Regions from separate parts of the Homo sapiens genome. Here region 2 is linked to region 1. A link is a contact called in ENCODE Hi-C data. All regions are on one chromosome and are shown on one strand. The core of a region is the stretch at or near the end of the contact, and the rest is flanking DNA. Distances in the headings are between cores, read along the strand shown. Region 1 overlaps UST (uronyl 2-sulfotransferase). Region 2 has its middle 44 kb from the start of TAB2-AS1.

Region 1 (3,549 bases), core at 573-3,072:
GGTGACCACACCACAATCCCCGGGCCAGGCTGGCAAGGCTGCAGGGGTGAGTGTGGCCAGGCCCAGGTTGCTCAGGTGCCCACCCTCCTTCCTCAGCCCTGCCGGGCATTCTCCACCAATCGGCACTTTCTGGTTTCTTCCCCACTGTGGTAAAAATAACTTCCTCTTGAAGTATCTAAATCTGTATGTGATTTTACACACTTTTTTTTTTTTTGGCACGTTGTCGGATGAATTCTGACACTAAAGCAGAATGAAATTGCAAGAGATCTGCAATCACATTTCTGTAAAGCTCTGACCAGATGAGTCAGTTCCACTGTTTTCTCAAAGACTGAGAAAATACTTTCAGGCAAGACACTGCATTCTAAGCACCACAGCAGTTCCTTCTCCCCTAAGCTTCTTAGGAACTTGGCAGTGTGGTAGATGGAGGGAGGCGGAGCAGAAGGCAGGGTGCTGTTTGTTGTGATCTGCCCATGGCTTACTGGCTGTGTTCTGAGCAGAGAGGGCGTCTCAGGGGACCCATCAACCCACATCGACGTGGCTCCCAGAACTTGGCCGCACGTGCTTGGAGGAGCTGAAGCAGGGTTCCAGCCAGCCCGCTGGGGGCCTTGAAGTAAGGCTCTGTTGCACTCCTGCTAACACCCTCAGAAAAGCGGTGGGAGGAGCAGTCATTCTCAAATACCACAGCTTCGAAGAGGATCCCTTCTGACAGTAACATACCACTGCACAAAGCAGGCTCACTGAGGGAACTGGAAAACTGTTCAGTTCTGTGGCTTTTACGGGCCATGTAGACAGAGGAAGGGGGCTAAGATGTGTAAGGGAATCAAAACCATTTCATTTCTCTTTGTGCTTACTGGCCAGCCGTGTCTCCTCTTCTGTGACTGCTCCTGTACTCTGCCCATTTATCTCGTGAGTTGGTTTATCTTTTTCTCATTGATAAACTGAACTTTTAAAGACCTGCATATTAGTTCTATTTCCTGGGGAGATGTTTGTGGTTTTTTTTTGTTTTGTTTTGTTTTGTTTTGTTTTGTTTTGCTATGGTTATGGGGTGTTACTGTTGAGCTTTCACTTTAATATAGTTTTTTTTTTCTTTGTGGTTTTTACTTTCTGTGTCTTCAAATGACTTCTGATGAGAAAGTACTGGTAAACAGACCTATTTGTCTGGACAAGATTTATGTGTGTAGCAGAGCAGGGTAGACATAATAGTCATTTTAGTATCTTCAATTATTTGAAGACTATAAAGTCCAATAGACAAGCCTATATAGCTTCCAGAAGAACAGCAAAAAATGGATGGAGGCTAGAAAGGAGTAGCTCACCACACTGTGAAGAACCCTCTTACCCACTGGAGCTGCCCACAGTGAAATGGGATGGTCAGTAGCAGGCAACCGGGAGGAGGCTGTGCAAATCCTCATCAACAACACAGCTTTCACCTATCACATAGTGAGACTCTAAACTCTGGAAACCCATGTCTTACTCTGCTTCTTCTCTCTTAGGACTTCCTGGGGACATTCTGCTTCCCCTAATTTCTAGAGCAAGTTCTGGCGGAGGTGGAGGAAACGCACTGCTGATTTTAATTTTAGAAAAAATTTAACTATGATTAAGACTCAGAAAATGACAACGATGGCCTAAAATGTTTTTGTGTATTCTACTTGCCTTGGTCACTTGACTTCTGCAATTTTTAAAATAAGTGTTTGGGTCCAAAGAAAATAGCCTTATATTTGTTTCAGTTGCTACAATTATATGACCTCTTGTCTCTTTCAGCACATGATTTGAAGAACAGCAGAGATCTTAGAACGATCTACTTCAGTGATTCTCAAGAGAAAAGAAACACTCTCCCCTGGGAGTGCACAGAAAAATTACCTCAGGGACTTTTTTTTTTTTTTTTTTTTTTTTGAGACAGAGTCTCGCTCTGTCGCCCAGGCTGGAGTACAGTGGTGCGATCTTGTCTCACTGCAAGCTCCACCTCCCGGGTTCACACCATTCTCCTGCCTCAGCCTCCCGAGTAGCTGGGGCTACAAGCGCCCACCACCATGCCCGGCTAATTTTTTGTATTTTTAGTACAGACGGGGTTTCACCGTGTTAGCCAGGACGGTCTCGATCTCCTCACCTTGTGATCCGTCCGCCTCGGCCTCCCAGGGAGCTGGGATTACAGGCGTGAACCACCGCGTACGCCGCATTCTTTTATTTTTTTATTTTTATTTATTTATTTATTTTGGGATGGAGTCTCGCTCTGTCGCCCGGGCTGGAGTGCAGTGGTGCGATCTCGGCTCACTGCAAGCTCCGCCTCCTGGGTTCATGACATTCTCCTGCCTCAGCCTCCCTAGTAGCTGGGACTACAGGCGCCCGCGACCACGCCCGGCTAATTTTTTTGTATTTTTTAGTAGAGACGGGGTTTCACCATGTTAGCCAGGATGGTCTCGATCTCCTGACCTCGTGATCCACCCACCTCGGCCTCCCAAAGTGCTGGGATTACAGGCGTGAGCTCAGGGACTTTTTTAAAAGGACTTCCAATGCCATGCCCTTTCTCCCTCTCCTGGCCACTGAGATGTATTCCCATAGGGACAGTCAAGACCCTATGGAAACACTGCTATGGATGAGGGTCCTAAGGAACGGAAACAGCTGAGAATCATGGATCTAATGAAACTCCTTCATTGTAGAGATGAAGACACTGAAGCCTTGGAGGCTCACATGACTTAACACCGACAACTGACTTATTGTCGGGTCACCCTGCACACCCAGGCCTAGTGCCCCCTCCATCCAGCCGCATGGCTCTGCCTGACGGTTCTGTTTATCCAATGGGAAGGCATTCATGTCAAACAGCCTTTGTGTTAAAGCAGGAAGCTCTGTGCTGGATGACAAGGTCAGGGTTTTTAAGGTCCCCAAACAAAATACAACTTTCTACGAAATAATGTAAAATCAGCATTTGCCTTCAACTGCTCAAGGAACTGGGTGATTGGCCATGCCAGATGGTATGGCTCTCACTTGCCGCAACACCTACTGGAGGCTAACAGAGCAAGGCAACACAGAGAGGCTGAGCTTGGGAAACAAGCAAGTGAAGACACAAGATCTGCTTCTGCGGTTCACTGCTCTTGCTCTGACTGTCAATGAGAGGGAAGTGGGAACTGAGAAAAGAAAGTGGGCGTACTACTGGACGTGGTAGTTTCGTCATGAATGGGGGAAGTTCTGGGAGCAGGCACAGTGTATGCCTGGCATTGTGATTATTTCTGAAAGGATGTATCTTATGGATCACTAGTGCAATCCTAGAACAGCTGGCTATCCCAGAGAGTAAGCGCCAGCATACTCCCTCCACACAGCTATTTTTATTTTGTGAATGCAGGAACAAAAAAAGTAGTGTGGATAAATTCAAAACAGAGGAAATCAGGCTGTGCAAAAAATGTGTCATTTAAAGACTATCTCCAGGAAGCAGAAGAGAAGAAGCAGGAAGGGGTACATATATGTAATTAGTGGGATGGATGAATTACCGGAACTTGTCAGGTGTTGAAGAGCCCTTGCCAAATACTAGTGAAGTAATTGTGTATTTCTAGGTTTGAT
Region 2 (3,399 bases), core at 263-2,762, 450 kb before region 1:
AACAGTTGTTAATTTATTCATTCACCCATTCAACTGACATGTATTGAGAGTCACACTGTTCAGATGCAGGACACAAGAAGGCTGATGTCCAGTGACTACTTTGCAGTCAGGCCAGCTGAGGGTTTACAGATGGGCATCCCTTCTGATGGGTTGGAGTCTATGCCAGACCTGTTGTTAAATAATTTGGATACCACCACTAGATATAGTAATAAACAAGTTCCTGCCCTTGGGGCCTTATACTTTCATGAGGGGAGAGAGCTGATTTAAAGTCAGGCAGTGGTAAGAGCCATAATACCAATAGGACAGGGTGATGTGATGAAGGTGCATTAGGCATGGTAATCCTGAAAGGCTTTTCTGAAGAGGTGATATTTAAGCTGGCATCTAACATCAGGAGGGAGCCGGCCTCTGCAAGAAGGGCATCTCATGGAGAGGGAACAGCCACTGCGAGGGTCTGAGGTGGGAATAAGGCTGGTGTGTTTGAGACAGAAGGAAGTTCAGTGTGACTGGAGCACAGAGGGTGCGGGAAAGACAGGGGTACACAGGAGGAGTGGGGAGGGTGTGGCTGATTCACACAGGGCTCTGAAAGTGTTTGAAATTTCCTCTAAGTTTCAAGGAAACCATCGGAGGGTCTTAAACAAGGAGTGACATGATAGGATTTATGTTCCTAGATGATCACGTGGGTTGCAGTGTGGAGAATGGATTCTAAGGGGGCAAGACTGGATGCAGGGAGACTTGCTGGGAAGTTTTATAGTCATCTGGAGACTGTGACATGGACTGTGGAGACAGCCATGGTGATGGAGTGAAGTGGATTGCTTTGGGCTATATATTGGGTATGGAGTTGACAGCTGATTTGGACATATTGGAAAGGGAGAGGAATTGTGTTTGCCTCCGAGTTTTCGGGCCTGAGCAGTGAAGATGGAGAAGAGCAGGAAAGAGCAGGTTTTTCTGTGTCAGATAAGTTAAGTTTGAGATGCCTGTTAGATGAGTAAGTCAATGTGCTTTTATGTGCAAGACTTGTGGTATAAAAAGTAAACTACATAGATAACATGAAGAATCTCAGTCACATGATTGTAAAGGATTTCTTAAGGCTATTGCTGTGTAAGTGTGATAACATGTCAACACTCAGGGAAACTCTAAGGTGGTTATTAATTTTGGAGGCTATGATGTGCGCAGGAGAGTAGTAGAAGAGATACAGGAGAAGCTGGTGAGAGCCAGCTCATGAGAAGCCTCGTAAGGAGATGATGGGGGAACTACTGAAAAGATTTGAATGAAGAATGATGTGACCACATTGAGTGTTTTAAAAATCATTGTGAATGCAATATGCAGGAAAGATTGGAGGGACGTGAGGCTGGAGTCAGAGTGAACAAGGAAGATTTATTGCCATTGGTCCAGGTGATGGATGACAAAAGCTGGAACTCAGCTGATGACCACACAGAGGAAGCAGAGTGAGCAGATGCAAAAGATTTTCAAAAGACAGATGTGACTGTATTCGGGGATCTTTTGGCTGTGAGTGTGACAGTTTTCAGCGTGGGCGCCTGGGTAGATGCTGGGGCAATCAAATGAGATCCAGAGCATAGGTCCATGAGGACAGGGGTGGATCTTATTCTATTCTGTTTTTCTGGTGCCAACCCTTGTGCCCGTTTTCACTCTGAGGAGCTGATTGGCTTTAGCCTTTCCACTAAGTTCTTCCTCATTCAAGAAAGCCTTGTTCAATGAATTAGCCGAGAGCTAAATGGGATACCTGGGGCAACAGCAACATTTAAGAAGGCATTAAAGAGACTTGGTAGGTGTTAGGGGAACCAGAAACCTGGAGAACCAGGAACCAGCAGAATGGAAAGTGAAGAAATGGTCAACAGCCGTACTGAATGCCAAGGGAAGGTCAAATGAGACAGGGATTTACAAGTGTTCTTCAGGTTAAGGCAGCAGCAGTGTTAACCAGAGCAGCTTCAGTGGTGCAGCGAAGGTGGAAGCCAGGCAGTGGTGGGTGGAGGAATGAACAGGACAGGAAGTGGAAAATACTTGGCTGAAAAACTTGTGGGCAGTGTGGACAGAGTTGGGAGTTTTCTCACTCGTTTCTCAGTTTTCTCTGTGAATTAGGAGGAAGCAGATAGTCTACTGAAGCTGAAGGAAGCCATGTGGAAGATTTAAAGTCAGCAGTCAGTTGAAAAAAAGAGTTTTAGAAAACTCAACTTTGAGAAGTAGAAAACTTTGATAGAGACTTGAGTTTGACCTTGAGTTAGCCAAAGTGCAGAGACATGAAGTCTTCTACTTGAGGTCATAGAATATGTCTCTGTCTGAACTCAGAATTAATCCTGGGGGGAAGAGGGTACACTTGAATGCCTCTGCTCTTGATTTTGAGCTTGGTACCTTTGGACTTCGGTTTCATTTAGTATTCCAGGTCAGGTCAGTTTGTTGTTTTCCGTTTATAGGGTTGATTCACTTTAGCACTTCCAGTAAACACAGAATAGCTTGCATTTGGACTTCTATCCACTGCTGACACCAGTAGAGGCTGGGAGGCTGTTAGGCATTCTAAGTGCGGCCCTTCAGAAAGAGACGTTACACTCTTGTTTCTTCTGATAGATGTTGGTAGCTGTCCAGAGAAAAGTTAAAGTTCCCATTGCTTTTTCCAGAAAGAGTAATGGGGAGCCCTTGTGTTCCAGCCAACAATCCCTCTTCTCAATAAAACAAATAGGTTCTAATGCTGGCAGCGTTCGAAGCTGTTGCTGAGAACATAAAGGCTGCTCTGTCTCACTCCGTGGTAAATATACAGCAAACATTTAACTCATTACTAGATAAATCACACTGAGATGACTCAGAAGAAGATGTGTCTGGTACCGGCTTTTAATTTTTTTTTAACCTTGATGAATATATTTCTCCTTTCTTGACTAATTCATTCGCCAATACTTAACTAAATGTATTTAACAACAGCAATTTAAACAAGGCAACTAATGAGAGAGATGAATTGTTTAAGGAAAATATGTGGCAGAGATTCTTCATGCTCACCCAGTGGTCAGGTGTCCCTCTCCCTTTCCAAGCCTTCATGGGCCAGGTGGGTCTTGGACAATTCTGGCCAATGGGAAAATGGACAGGAGTGAGATGAACATTTCTAGGTAGGCCTGGCACTGAAAATCTTCCTGTGGATCCTCTAGCTCTCTTTTCCCTTCTATGATGATCATGGAGACCATGTGCTGTAGTTGGAATATATTTAAGATGGAGGAGGGCCGCCCAATTTGTATCAGGCACTATGTGATCAAGAAGTAAGTCTTTATTGCATTAAGCCATTGAGATTTCTTTTTTTTAGAAAACTGTTACTGACAAAGCCTATCCCAACCCAATTAATACATAAATCAAATGATATCACCTTATCAGGGAAGACAAGGTCCTTTATAAGTCCCCAGA

What was found. Hi-C counts contacts between places; a loop is a spot of excess contacts on that map. Pooled maps may share reads with other maps.
Region 2: a loop to region 1 is called in a map with no recorded cell type, with 5 times the contacts of the local background. The contact joins two enhancer-like sites. A Hi-C loop is called at or near these places in 10 of 37 single-sample maps with no recorded cell type and 9 of 50 pooled maps.

What each region holds. Positions count from the first base shown.
Region 1 is chr6:148,758,189-148,761,737 of GRCh38, reverse strand. All of the region lies in intron 1 of UST (uronyl 2-sulfotransferase), which reads right to left. It overlaps LOC107986659 (a long non-coding RNA gene), which reads left to right. Exons shown (of 2, transcript XR_001744408.2): 1 at 1-906; 2 at 1,759-3,549. Among named protein-coding and RNA genes, the nearest start is that of UST, 13 kb to the right of the region's middle. RefSeq lists enhancers at 1-16, 270-1,020. Within about 2 kb of position 1,822, at least 10 of the 41 ENCODE cell types and tissues checked have a DNase peak (open chromatin) inside an H3K27ac peak, as active enhancers do.
Region 2 is chr6:149,211,689-149,215,087 of GRCh38, reverse strand. No RefSeq gene overlaps it. Among named protein-coding and RNA genes, the nearest start is that of TAB2-AS1, 44 kb to the left of the region's middle. RefSeq lists an enhancer at 1,877-1,996. Within about 2 kb of position 1,512, at least 2 of the 41 ENCODE cell types and tissues checked have a DNase peak (open chromatin) inside an H3K27ac peak, as active enhancers do.